Regions from separate parts of the Homo sapiens genome. Here region 1 is linked to region 2. A link is an interaction called in ENCODE POLR2A ChIA-PET data of the cell type or tissue named here. Cell type or tissue: PC-3. All regions are shown on one strand. Each heading gives the region's core, and the rest is flanking DNA. Links, peaks and the distances in the headings are about the cores only.

Evidence for each region. Peaks named below come from ENCODE experiments on the same cell type or tissue, not always from the same donor. Only the 100,000 strongest peaks of a DNase experiment are listed, where the experiment ranks them.
Region 1: POLR2A ChIA-PET joins it to region 2 with 15 read pairs; 7 of 35 experiments call an interaction of 5 or more read pairs at or near these places.

Annotation. Positions count from the first base shown.
Region 1 is chr3:49,899,494-49,905,777 of GRCh38, reverse strand. MST1R (macrophage stimulating 1 receptor) reads left to right here and starts at 1,905. Exons shown (of 20, transcript NM_002447.4): 1 at 1,905-3,398. The coding sequence starts at 2,169. RefSeq lists enhancers at 860-1,532, 1,521-1,570, 2,207-2,880, 2,881-3,554 and a silencer at 1,761-1,980. In PC-3, for the core only: a CTCF peak has its summit at 5,745 (motif pointing right); a DNase peak (open chromatin) is centred at 4,997; H3K4me3 peaks cover 2,171 bases; H3K27ac peaks cover 2,500 bases.
Region 2 is chr3:50,077,389-50,084,567 of GRCh38, reverse strand. No RefSeq gene overlaps it. Among named protein-coding and RNA genes, the nearest start is that of RBM5, 7.9 kb to the left of the region's middle. RefSeq lists enhancers at 441-1,005, 1,843-2,343. In PC-3, for the core only: no CTCF peak of the experiment used is centred there; no DNase peak of the experiment used is centred there.

The DNA.
Region 1 (6,284 bases), core at 3,640-6,139, 180 kb after region 2:
GAGGGCTCCTCTCTCCCCCAGCCTCCTTATCTACAGCCTTGGGGCCCATAGTTCACAGCCCAGACCCACCCTGTGGACCTTCCCTGTCTTCTAGGGTCCAGGCCTATCTAACTGAGGGGTCTGTCAGGCTAAGGTTGTCCCCCAGGGGCCTCAGTCTAGTGTTGGGGGACCAGTTACCAAGGGGCAGCTGCTGAGATCCAAGTGTGGGACTAGGCTCCCCCACCCCCACTCCTCATAAACAGAAGAGAGAACTCTGGGAAATCACCTAGTCGGAACTACGTTTTCTTTTTCTTTTTTTGGAGATGGAGTCTCGCTCTGTCACCCAGGCTGGAGTGCAGTGGCACAATCTCAGCTCACTGCAACCTCCACCCCCTAAATTCAAGCTATTCTCCTGCCTCAGCCTCCCTAGTAGCTGGGATTACAGGCACCCACCACCACGCCCGGCTAATTTTTGTTTTTAGTGGAGATAGTTTCACCATGTTGGCCAGATCTGTCTGTTCACCATGTTGGTCTTGAACTCCTGACCTCAAGCGATCCACCCGCCTCGGCCTCCCAAAGTGCTGGGATTACAGGCGTGAGCCACCACGCCCGGTCACATATTTTATTTTAAAAACATTTTTAGCAGTTTTTTTGTTTTGTTGAGTTTTGTTATGTTGCCCAGGCTGGTCTTGAACTCCTAACCTCAAGCAATCCTCCTGCCTTGGCCCCTCAAAGGAGTGCTAGGATTACAGGCATGAGCCACGGTGCCCAGCCCAGAACTACATTCTCATTGAAGAGAATAAGATCCAGCAAGGCCTACAGAGCATGTTGGAAGTGTCCTGAGAGCCAAAGCCCATGATTCCTCCATATCAGGGGGGCACTGGGTAGAGCCAGGAAGGAAGGGGGAGTCCCCAAGGCCCATACTGTGGACCCCATTATACAGCTTCCATATACTGAGGCTGCAGAGGAGGTATGGGCCTCCACTTACGTGCCTCTCTGACTCTGAGGTCCAGTCAGCAAGGCCAGATCCCATCCTAAGACCCTTATGGCCCTGGGAGAGCAGGGCATAACACACCTTCCTCTGACACCATCTTGTCGCTGATAGCTCAGGAGAAGCACATGGAAGAATGGTCCCGGCCGGGCGCGGTGGCTTACGCCTGTAATCCCAACAGTTTGGGAGGCTGAGGCGGGCGGATCACCTGAGGTCAGGAGTTTGAGACCAGCCTGGCCAACACTGTGAATCCTGTCTCTACTAAAAATACAAAATTAGCCGGGTGTGGTGGTGCGCGCCTGTAATCCCAGCTATTCAGGAGGTTGAGACAGGAGGAGGTTGAGGCTGGAGAATCGCTTGAACCTGGGAGGCGGAGTTTGCAGTGAGCCGAGATCGCGCCACTGCAATCCAGCTTGGGCCACAGAGCAAGACTCCTTCTCAAAAAAAAAAAAGGACAGTCCTTTCCCACAAAGGGTGGCGCCCCATAACATCTCTTGTAAGTGCCCCACATCTCCCCTCTGGTCTTCCACACAATCCTGGTCTCTGTTCTCCACATGGTGGGCCCCCAGGCCACCTCTGGGCACCAGCCACTGAGGGTGTTGCTACTAAGTGCAAACTAGTTCCACCGCAAGCAAAGAGCCCAGTGTCCTGCCCCCCTTCTCGCTGCGAACCAGTCGGTAGTGGGGGGATGGGATGGGACGGCTCAGACTGGCTCACCTCTCTCCAGGCCACACCATGCACATCCACCCACAGGCCGCTGAGAAAAAGGCGCCAAGACGCCAGGTGAAGGTACAGGAGCCAGGCCTCCAAGGGCCGGAAGAGTCGGATGGGCGGAGGGCCTGGGCTAGGCCAAGCCTTCCTCGCGGCCCCGCCCCCACGGCCCGACTCCGCCCGCCCAGCCCGGCGCCCTCGGGTCGGCTGAGCGCTAAGCGCCAGTGTACAGCGGCGGCTGGGGCGGCAGGTGAGGCGGCTGGGGCGTTGCTGTCGTGCGTCCGCAGGCGTCAGGTGCTCAGACCCGAGGGCCGGGAAGGGATTTGGGTTTCACAGGAACCTGGGGCGGGGGTCCGCTATCTTGGGGCTGTCGGGACCGCTGCTTAAATTTGGCCCAGTCCAGACCTCGAGTCGGGCCCCCAGCCAGGCCCACGCCCAGGTCCAGGCCCAGGCCGGTAGGGATCCTCTAGGGTCCCAGCTCGCCTCGATGGAGCTCCTCCCGCCGCTGCCTCAGTCCTTCCTGTTGCTGCTGCTGTTGCCTGCCAAGCCCGCGGCGGGCGAGGACTGGCAGTGCCCGCGCACCCCCTACGCGGCCTCTCGCGACTTTGACGTGAAGTACGTGGTGCCCAGCTTCTCCGCCGGAGGCCTGGTACAGGCCATGGTGACCTACGAGGGCGACAGAAATGAGAGTGCTGTGTTTGTAGCCATACGCAATCGCCTGCATGTGCTTGGGCCTGACCTGAAGTCTGTCCAGAGCCTGGCCACGGGCCCTGCTGGAGACCCTGGCTGCCAGACGTGTGCAGCCTGTGGCCCAGGACCCCACGGCCCTCCCGGTGACACAGACACAAAGGTGCTGGTGCTGGATCCCGCGCTGCCTGCGCTGGTCAGTTGTGGCTCCAGCCTGCAGGGCCGCTGCTTCCTGCATGACCTAGAGCCCCAAGGGACAGCCGTGCATCTGGCAGCGCCAGCCTGCCTCTTCTCAGCCCACCATAACCGGCCCGATGACTGCCCCGACTGTGTGGCCAGCCCATTGGGCACCCGTGTAACTGTGGTTGAGCAAGGCCAGGCCTCCTATTTCTACGTGGCATCCTCACTGGACGCAGCCGTGGCTGCCAGCTTCAGCCCACGCTCAGTGTCTATCAGGCGTCTCAAGGCTGACGCCTCGGGATTCGCACCGGGCTTTGTGGCGTTGTCAGTGCTGCCCAAGCATCTTGTCTCCTACAGTATTGAATACGTGCACAGCTTCCACACGGGAGCCTTCGTATACTTCCTGACTGTACAGCCGGCCAGCGTGACAGATGATCCTAGTGCCCTGCACACACGCCTGGCACGGCTTAGCGCCACTGAGCCAGAGTTGGGTGACTATCGGGAGCTGGTCCTCGACTGCAGATTTGCTCCAAAACGCAGGCGCCGGGGGGCCCCAGAAGGCGGACAGCCCTACCCTGTGCTGCGGGTGGCCCACTCCGCTCCAGTGGGTGCCCAACTTGCCACTGAGCTGAGCATCGCCGAGGGCCAGGAAGTACTATTTGGGGTCTTTGTGACTGGCAAGGATGGTGGTCCTGGCGTGGGCCCCAACTCTGTCGTCTGTGCCTTCCCCATTGACCTGCTGGACACACTAATTGATGAGGGTGTGGAGCGCTGTTGTGAATCCCCAGTCCATCCAGGCCTCCGGCGAGGCCTCGACTTCTTCCAGTCGCCCAGTTTTTGCCCCAACCCGGTAAGCTGAAAGAAGGGGCCCTTACTTGTGAGCTGCATGCACATGGCTGAACACAGGCTGCTTCCCTTCCATCACTGAGGGGATCTGGGGGCGCGGTGGGGGGGCAGGCGGAAAGAAGCATTCTCTCTCACCCAGTTCCTAAGTGCTGGGGTGGTGTGAGAAACCAGCCAGACAAAGGCTACACTGGAGGCTTAGCTCCCAGGCTGGCCCTTGTGGCTGCCTCATCTTGCTCTTTCCCCTACCTGCCCATCATGGCCTCTGGTTTTTTAGGTAGTTTCCCTGGCTATGTGAGGATAGGGTTACATAACCGTGTCTCTGTTAGCATAGCTCCTGAATGCTGGGTAGAATGATGGGCATTCCCTCCTACTTGTCCACCACCCATATCCTCAGGGACACACGCAGAAAAATAGCACTCCCCCCTCCCCTCCCCCACCCCCGCCACCACCACCACCACCACGCACAAATACACAGGGAGATGCTCACAGATTCACAGACTCACAGCTGCTTGCCAACAGTTTCACTTTCCCTTGTTTTGCTCTGCTTTCCAAAGGGGGTGGGACGGGAGTTGTCAGAGAATCTCCCCTTCCTCCACACCCCCTCCCCCCACCCACCCCCATCCTTCTGCCAGCCACCACGTTCCAGGGAGCCTCCTGGGCCTTGGAAGTTGGGAGCTTGTTAGGGAGCCTGCATGTCCTGGGCTTCACTAACGTTTTTGCCATGATTGGGGGTGATTGGGGGAGTACCCAGAACTCATGGAATGGCAGCTTGGTTCTAGAAGGTTCTGGGAGCCTCACTCTAGTCTTGTGCAAGCAACTATAAACATCTGGGGATAAGTAAAGGCCTAGGAAGGGCTGGTTGGAATTGGTCCATCCCAGACTTTTTTTTTTAACTGTATTTGGAGCCCTACCCCAGGCAGGAAGTCTCAAAGCCTGTGCTGAACTGGGGGCTCCTTCCACAGACTCTATCTAGGTTCTCTCCAGCCATCGTGTAGGCAACAGCAGTAAGATTGGACCAAGGAATGGGACCCACAGCTACTGTTCTTAGATTCTCTAGCTATCATCCTGTGGCCCTGGGCCTGCTGTGACATTCTCGAAAGACTCCTTTCCGCTCCTATTGATGCCTCGGAGATGGGAGAACTTACACCCAATGTGAGGTTGGGGGTCTTTAGCCTCCCTCCCTCTGCTGAGTACATCTGGGTTGAGAGGCCCTAGGGTTGGGGACTCCTTGTCTGGGCCTGGGCAGGCCTGCCTGGCCCCTTCTCCTTCCCAATGGGGAGTCAGAACCTCTCCCCAGCTTGCCTAGTGGTCAGTGGGTCAGAAGACACCCAGCACGGCTGGGCAGTGCCAGGCTCCAGGAAGACTAATCTTGGTCCCTGCTCACAGGCTGGCCAGGCCCCCAGGAGGTGTGTGAATCACCCCGTGCAGTGTTTGCCCAGCAACTCTGGGCATGCAGCCACTAGGGCAGCACCCACATAGTGGTTGGCCTCAGGAGGCCTGAGGGACTCAGAGCTGGTGCCTGTCCTCCATGGGACATTGGACACTTACGTGTTTTCAGGAGCTGGGGGCCCCTACCTAAGCCTGGGAACGTAGAGCTAAGGTCCTGGGGCTAGGGACAAGCAGGCTAGGGTGTGGGCCTGACTAAGGTAGGGCTCTATTCCCCTTCAGAGCCCCACCTGTCCCTGAGTCATGCTAGAAACACCTGGCAGCCTTCCGGCTCGGGCCAAGCCAAGCCGATTTCCTGCCTCAAGTGAGGACAAAATCCCAGTCCCCACCCACCCCAAGCTGTAGGCACAAGGTGTATGGGGTTTCGAGGCTCAGCTCCACATCTACTTTTGCCTCCAGGGCTACTAATCAGTGCTGAGGTCTCAGGACTGGGTTAAGCCTCTGTGGTCTGATGGAGCCTTCAGAGGCTCCTGCTTCGAGGAGTGCCCTCCGGGCTGGTGAGAGAGAGTCCTAAGCACCTAGGGCTGGCTACTGAGCCCCGTCTGCACCTCGCACTCAGCTCCAACACCGCGAGTTCATACCCTGGTGTACTGGTTTCCCAGAGCTTCCACAGTCCTCCCCTGGAGCGTGATTGCAGCCCCCAAAAACACCCCCTTGCTAAAAGCAGGGGAGAGGTTAGTACCCCCTAGCTTCCAGAACTTAGTTCTGGCACCCAGGCTGTAGGGGTTTGGTTTATCCCTTTTGTACCCTGAAGGGGGGTATAGGAAGCAGCCAGGAGTACAGGCAGACCTTTGGAGTCTAGGGAGAAGGACCATGTCCCCAACCTTGTGCTGGCCAATTAACTCCAGCATTCAGCCCCTTATGCAAGTGGGGAAACCGAAGCCCAGAGGAGACAGGGTTTGCTGAAGTGCACACAGAGAGTCAGAGAAGAGCCAGCAGGGGGCAGGAGAAGACTCTTGCGGAGCTGAGACTTCCAACTGGGCTCTCCTCTTGAGGGTCTATGATGCCTTGGACCAGAGACCAAACCTCTTGAGCCTGTTTCCTCATCTGTGAGATGTACGGGGTGGGCCAGGCACCGTGGCTCATGCCTGTAATCCCAGCACTCTGGGAGACCAAGGCGGACTAATCACAAGGTCAGGAGTTCGAGACCAGCCTGGCCAACATCGTGAAACCCCCATCTCTACTAAAAATACAAAAAATTAGCCAGGGGTGGTGGCGAGCACCTGTAATCCCAGCTACTCGGGAGGCTGAGGCAGGAGAATCTCTTGAACCCGGGAGGTGTTGCAGTGAGCTGAGATCACACCATTGCCCTCCAGCCCCAGCAACAGTGTGAGACTCCGTCTCAAAAAAAAAAAAAAAAAAAAAAAAAAAAAAAAAGATGTACGGGGTGGTTGTGAGGATGGAATGGGGGTAACTCACCATCAGGATGGGCATGGCAGGGTGG
Region 2 (7,179 bases), core at 2,060-4,559:
CGCCCGGTCCGGGAGGTGAGGGGCGCCTCTGCCCGGCCGCCCCTACTGGGAAGTGAGGAGCTCCTCTGCCCGGCCAGCCGCCCCTGTCCGGGAGGGAGGTGGAGGGGTCAGCCCCCCGCCCGGCCAGCCGCCCCGTCCGGGAGGGAGGGAGGTGGGGGAGTCAGCCCCCCGCCTGGCCAGCCGCCCCTTCCGGGAAGTGAGGGGCGCCTCTGCCCGGCCGCCCCTACTGGGAAGTGAGGAGCCCCTCTGCCCGGCCAGCCGCCCCGTCCGGGAGGGAGGTGGGGGGGGTCAGCCCCCCGTCCGGCCAGCCGCCCCGTCCGGGAGGTGAGGGGCGCCTCTGCCCGGCCGCGCCTACTGGGAAGTGAGGAGCCCCTCTGCCCGGCCACCACCCTGTCTGGGAGGTGTACCCAACAGCTCATTGAGACCGGGCCATGATGACAATGGCGGTTTTGTAGAATAGAAAGGGGGGAAAGGTGGGGAAAAGATTGAGAAATCGGATGGTTGCCGTGTCTGTGTAGAAAGAGGTAGACATGGGAGACTTTTCATTTTGTTCTGTACTAAGAAAAATTCTTCTGCCTTGGGATCCTGTTGATCGGTGACCTTACCCCCAACCCTGTGCTCTCTGAAACATGTGCTGTATCCACTCAGGGTTGAATGGATTAAGGGCGGTGCAAGATGTGCTTTGTTAAACAGATGCTTGAAGGCAGCATGCTCATTAAGAGTCATCACCACTCCCTAATCTCAAGTACCCAGGGACACAAACACTGCGGAAGGCCGCAGGGTCCTCTGCCTAGGAAAACCAGAGACCTTTGTTCACTTGTTTATCTGCTGACCTTCCCTCCACTAATTGTCCTGTGACCCTGCCAAATCCCCCTCTGCGAGAAACACCCAAGAATGATCAATTAAAAAAAAAAAAAAAAAAAAAAAGATTGTCTTTTCTAGTTTCTGAATGTGAAAAAAAAAGTTCCCCTCTTTAATGAAATCATGATCATGTTTTTTTAAAAAAATCTCCTACCACTTGGCAAAAGAAGAGACTGGTTCACATGTTTTGGTTCCAGGCTGGGATCTATTGCTCTAGAAGATAAAGAAGAAAAAATTGTATGAAAGAATTCTTGCCTATACCAAGAAACCAAATGACTTCTTTTGTCAAAGATGGGCTTTGATGAACTAAGGAAGAGATATAATCAAAATTCAATCCGACAAGTATTTTCTATAAATCTATGAGCTCAGCATTATTTATTCATTTATTGAGTACCTGTGCCATTATCATTAGGCCCTGTGCCAGGCCCTAGGGATAAAGTAGTGAAGAAAATTACTGAAGATCTCTGCTCCGGCATCAAAAGCCTCAGGGAACTTCCCAGGGACATCACAGGGTGACAGTTTTCACCCCCATTCTTACTTTAATCAGTACCCAAGTGTTGTGCTGAAACCCTATTAACGTCAACAAGGGAAGGAACCAGGTTCAAGAGGCTGAAGAAGAGACCTAGAGCCAGCAAATGAAATGTGAGGTTTTATTACTTTAAATGACAAAAACCGTGAATACTTTATCTCCAACCTTATATTAGGGGCTTACATACAGAGAAAAGAGCCCAGTGGCAGTGGGCTGGAAAGGAGAACCACCTTACGTACAGAAATGGTCCAGTGGTGGCCAGACGTGGTGGCTCACACCCGTAATCCCAGCACTTTGGGAGGCCGAGGCAGGTGGATCACGACGTCAGGAGTTCAAGACTAGCCTGGCCAAGATGGTGAAACCCCGTCTCTATTAAAAATACAAAAGTTAGCTGGGTGCCGTGGCAGGTGCCTATAATCCCAGCTACTCGTGAGGCTGAGGCAGGAGAATCGCTTGAACCCGAGGGAAGGAGGTTGCAGCGAGCCAAGATCGCGCCACTGCACTTCAGCCTGGGCGACAGAGTGAGACTCTGTCTCAAAAAAAAAAAAAAAAAAGAAAGAAATGGTCCACTGGTGACGGCTGGATAACAGGAAAACATATCCGCATGGCCCAGTGCCAGTGGGCTGGGCAGGAAAACCGCAACCGCCTGCAAACATCATGCAGCGTATATAGCATATTCACTTAATAATACTCTCTCCATAATGACCTCCACCTAGCAAACTTCATTTGCCCCAAAACTCAGGGCCTCAATCTCCTGTATGTCCCGTGTTCCATGTGACAGACTAGGGGCTAAGATGTTTATTATAGGTAAGGAACTAAGCTCTAGTTGGTCACTCCCAGATTCCCTAGTTGGGAACACACATTCAGGTGCATCTGCCATACAGGGTTATTCTAAGAGTAGGCTTAAATTATTGCTCTCAGGCCTGGGCGTGGTGGCTCATGCCTGTAATCCCAGCACTTTGGGAGGCCGAGGTGGGCAGATCACTTGAGATCAGGAGTTCGAAACCAGCCTGGCTAACATGGTGAAACCCCGTCTCTACTAAAAATACAAAAATTAGCCAGGCATGGTGGTGCGTGACTGTAGTCCCAGCTACTCAGGAGGCTGAGCCACAAGAATTGCTTGAACCTGGGAGGCAGAGGTTGCAGTGAGCCGAGATGGCCCCACTGCACTCCAGCCTGGGTGACAGAGCAAGCAGAGCGAGACTGTCTCAAAAAAAAAAAAAGGCTGGGCACGGTGGCTCACGCCTGTAATCCCAGCACTTTGGGAGGCCGAGGTGGGTGGATCACGAGGTCAGGAGATTGAGACCATCCTGGCCAACACAGTGAAACCCCACCTCTACTAAAAAATAAAAAAAAAAAATTAGCCGGGCATGGTGGCAGGTGCCTGTAGTCCCAGCTACTGGGGAGGCTGAGGCAGGAGAATGGAGTGAACCCAGGAGGCGGAGCTTGCAGTGAGCAGAGATCGTGCCACTGCACTCCAGCCTGAGCGACAGAGCAAGACTCCGTTTCAAAAAGAAAAAAAAAAAAGCTATCAGGTGCTTTTTTTTTTTTTTTGAGATGGAGTTTTGCTCGTTGCCCAGGCTGGAGTGCAATGGTGCAATCTCGGCTCAAGGCGACCTCCACCTCCTGTGTTCAAGCGATTCTCCTGCCTCAGCTTCCCGAGTAGCTGGGATTACAGACATGCGCCACCATGCCTGGCAAATTTTGTATTTTTAGTGGAGATGGGGTTTCTCCATGTTGATCAGGCTGGTCTCGAACTCCCGACCTCCCGTGATCCACCGCTTGGGCCTCCCAAAGTGCTGGGGTTACAGGTGTGAGCCACCAAGCCCAGCTGGTACTGCTTTTAAAAGTATATTAAGGCTAGGCATGGTGGCTCAGGCCTGTAATGTCAGCACTTTAGGAGGCCCAGGCAGGCAGATCATTTGAGGTCAGGAGTTCAAGACCAGCCTGGCCAACATGGTGAAACCCAGTCTCTACTAAAAAAATACAAAACTTAGCGCGGCGTAGTGGCATGTGCCTGTAGTCGGAGCTACTCAGGAGGCTGAGGCAGGAAAATTGCTTGAACCCAGGAGGTGGAGGTTGCAGTCAGTCGTGATCTTGCCACTGCACTCCAGCCTGGATAACACAGAGGGAGTCTGTCTCAAAAAAAAAAAAAACACAAAAAACAAAGTGTATTAAAAATTTCATGGCCGGGTGCGGTGGCTCACGCCTGTAATCCCAGCACTTTAGGAGGCAGAGGTAGGTGGATCACGAGGTCAGGAGATCGAGACCATCCTGGCTAACATGGTGAAACCCCATCTCTAGTAAAAATACAAAAAATTATCCAGGCATGGTGGCGGGCGCCTGTAGTCCCAGCTACTTGGGAGGCTGAGGCAGGAGAATGGCATGAACTCGGGAGGCGGAGCTTGCAGTGAGCTGAGATCGTGCCACTGCACTCAAGCCTGGGAAAAATAAATAAATAAATAAAATAATATAATAAATTCAGACGTTGGCCGGGCACAGTGGCTCACGCCTGTAAATCCCAGCACAATGGGAGGCCAAGGCAGGTGGATCACCTGAGGTCAGGAGTTTGAGACCAGCCTGACCAACATGGTGAAACCCCCCCTCTACCAAAAATACAAAAGTTAGCTGGGCATGCTGACAGACGCCTGCAATTCCAGCTACTCGGGAGGCTGAGGCAGGAGAATCTCTTGAACCTGGGAGGCAGAGGATGCAGTGAGCTGAGATCGCGCCATGCACTCCAGCCTGGGCAACAGAGAGAGACTCCATCTCAAAAAGAAAGAAAAAGGAAAAAAAATTTCAGACCTTGCATGTTCTCACTCATAAGTGGGAGTTGAACAATGAGAACACATGGACACAGGGAGGGGAACACACACAGGGACAAGGGGAGGGAGAGGATTAGGACAAATATCTAATGCATGCGGGGCTTAAAACCTAGTTGATGCCAGGCGTGGTGGCTCACGCCTGTAATCCCAGCACTTTGGGAGGCCGAGGCAGGTGGATCATGAGCTCAGGAGATCGAGACCATCCTGGCCAACATGGTGAAACCCCGTCTCTACTAAAATACAAAAAATGAGCGGAGCGTGGTGGTGTGTGCCTCTAGTCCCAGCTACTTCAGAGGCTGAGGCAGGGGAATCACTTGAACCCGGGAAGTGGAGGTTGCAGTGAGCCGAGATCCCGCCATTGCACTCCAGCCTGGCAACAGAGCAAGACTCCGTCTCAAACAAACAAACAAAGAAAAAAACCCCAGATAATTGGTTGATAGTTGCAGCAAACCACCACGCACATGTACATGTATACCTACGTAACGAACCTCCACGTTCTGCCCATGTATCCCAGAAGTTAAAGTTAAAAAAAAAAAAAAAAAATTTCAGACCTTATTTCCAAAAGCAAAATCTCCACTACAAAGGAAAAGTTAAACTAGGAAGAACAAACCAACCTAGGCCATGGGCCAAACTACATCTGAGCTTAAACACTTACTTCAGGGAAGATGTAATCTCAGCACTTTAGGATGCCAAGGTGGGCGGATCACCCTGAGCTCAGAAGTTCGAGACCAGCCTGGTCAACATGGTGAAACCCCATCTCTACTAAAAATACAAAAATTAGTCACACATGGTGGTGGGCACCTGTAATCCCAGCTACTAGGGAGGCTGAGGCAAGACAATTGCTTGAACATGGGAGGTGGAGGTTGCAGTGAGCCAAGATCAGGCCATTGCACTCCGGCCTGGGCAACAAGAGTGAAAAGTGCATCTCAAAAAAAGAAAAAAAAAGGCCAGGCATGGTGGCTCATGCCTGTAATCCCAGCACTTTGGGAGGCCAAGGTGGGCGGATCACAGGGTCAAGTGATCGAGACCATCTTGGACAACATGGTGAAACCCTGTCTCTACTGAAAATACAAAAATTAGCAGGTGTGGTGGCATGCACCTGTAGTCCCAGCTACTCGGGAGGCTGAGGCAGAAGAATCGCTTGAACCTGGAAGGCAGAGGTTGCAGTGAGCCAAGATTGTGCCACCGCACTCCAGCCTGGCGACAGAGCAAGACTCTGTCTCAAAAAAACCAAAAAACAAGTCTATGTCATGCTGTCTCCATAGCATACCGTATTTCTCCCTTGAGGGTCTCATTCTGTCAGTAATTGCTCAATGTCCATTTTTCCCAGTGGACTGAGTTATATGGGCAGAGGCCAACATCAGTCTTGCTATAATCCCCAGTGACAAGTAGACTAAGCTTTCAAAACATATACCAACACTTAATAATTGGATGCTGCCTATGTTGAGTTAACAACTTCATTAGTGAAGCATTTAATGTGTTCCATAGCTCATGACAGGTCTAGTCAGGTGACATAGGGTTAGAAGGAAAACCTGGTCTGGCCAGTTCAGGACAAAACTAGACCAGCTTCCAAAAAGAATTTTGACCTACTCAGACAGGAAGTAATGAGTTACTTCACAGATGAATCTGCAGACCATCGTTAGATCAGAAGGGTTTTTAAAGTGCACTTGTCTAGTGCTGATAGATTCAAATGGCCCATCTTATGTAGTAATGCAGCACTAGTAGTAGCAAGGCCCAGAACATGGGGCTCTCAGTTTCTAAGCTAATGTGCTCCTGATTTTGTTTGTTTTCCCTTTTGGAGGAATAAAGACTTATTAAAGAGAAAAATTAGATCTGGACACAGCATGGCAAATAAATTCAGATTTACTATTCCTGTTCATGTTTTCTTCTTAGCATATTCTCCCTAACCTCTCCCACTCCTCACTCCCCATCTCTCCCAAACCCTCTGCCACACCCACCTTTAACAGAGTATATTTCAGCCCTCCTTGGTCCAGCCTTCTGTATACAAACCATTCCCTTAGGCAAGGGGTTGGCAAACTAAAACTCACAGGCCAATTCTGTCTTTGTGAATAAAGTTTTATTAGAACATAGCCACAACCACTTGTTTACAGATTACCTATTGCTGCTTTCTCACCACGACACTACAGCTAAATAGTTCTGATAAAGATGATCTGACCTGCCTTATGCTATCCAAATGGTGGTCTCAGTTCTCTTCCTAAGAAACATTCTTCCCTTGAGACATGTGCAAAGTGAAATTTTTAGTACTGTGATATGTAACCCTGAGGAATTTTATTTTTCTGAGACAGGGTCTCACTCCATTGCCCAGGTTAGAGTGCAGTGGTGTGATCACTGCACTCACTGCAGCCTCAACCTCCTGGGCTCAAATGATCCTCTCACCTCAGCCTCTGAAAGTGCTGGGATTTTAGGTGTAAGCCACCATGCCAGGCCAGGATTTTTAAAAGTTATAATAGGCTCTCATAGCCAAAGAAATAGAGCAAAATTTAAAACAAAACAAAAACATGCTTATAGGTTATATAGTCCTCTTTTTTCTTGCTCTGTCACCCAGGATGGAGTGCAGTGACATAATCTCGGCTCGCTGCAACCTCCTCCCAGGCTTAAGCAATTCTCCTGCCTTGGCTTCCTGAGTAGTTGGGAATGCACCACCATGCCCAGCTAATTTTTGTATTTTTAGTAGAGACAGGGTTTCACCATGTTGGCCAGGCTGGTCTCGAACTCCTGACCTCAAGTGATCTGCCTTCCTTGGCCTCCCAAAGTGCTGGGATTACAGGAGTGAGCCACCTACCGTACCTGGCCTTATATAGCCCTTTTATTTTATTTTATTTTATTTTATTTTATTTTGAGATGGAGTCTTGCTCTTGTTGCCCAGGCTTGAAGTACAGTGGCGCAATCTCAGCTCACTGCAATCTCCACCTCCTGGAAGTGATTCTCCTGCCTAAGCCTCCC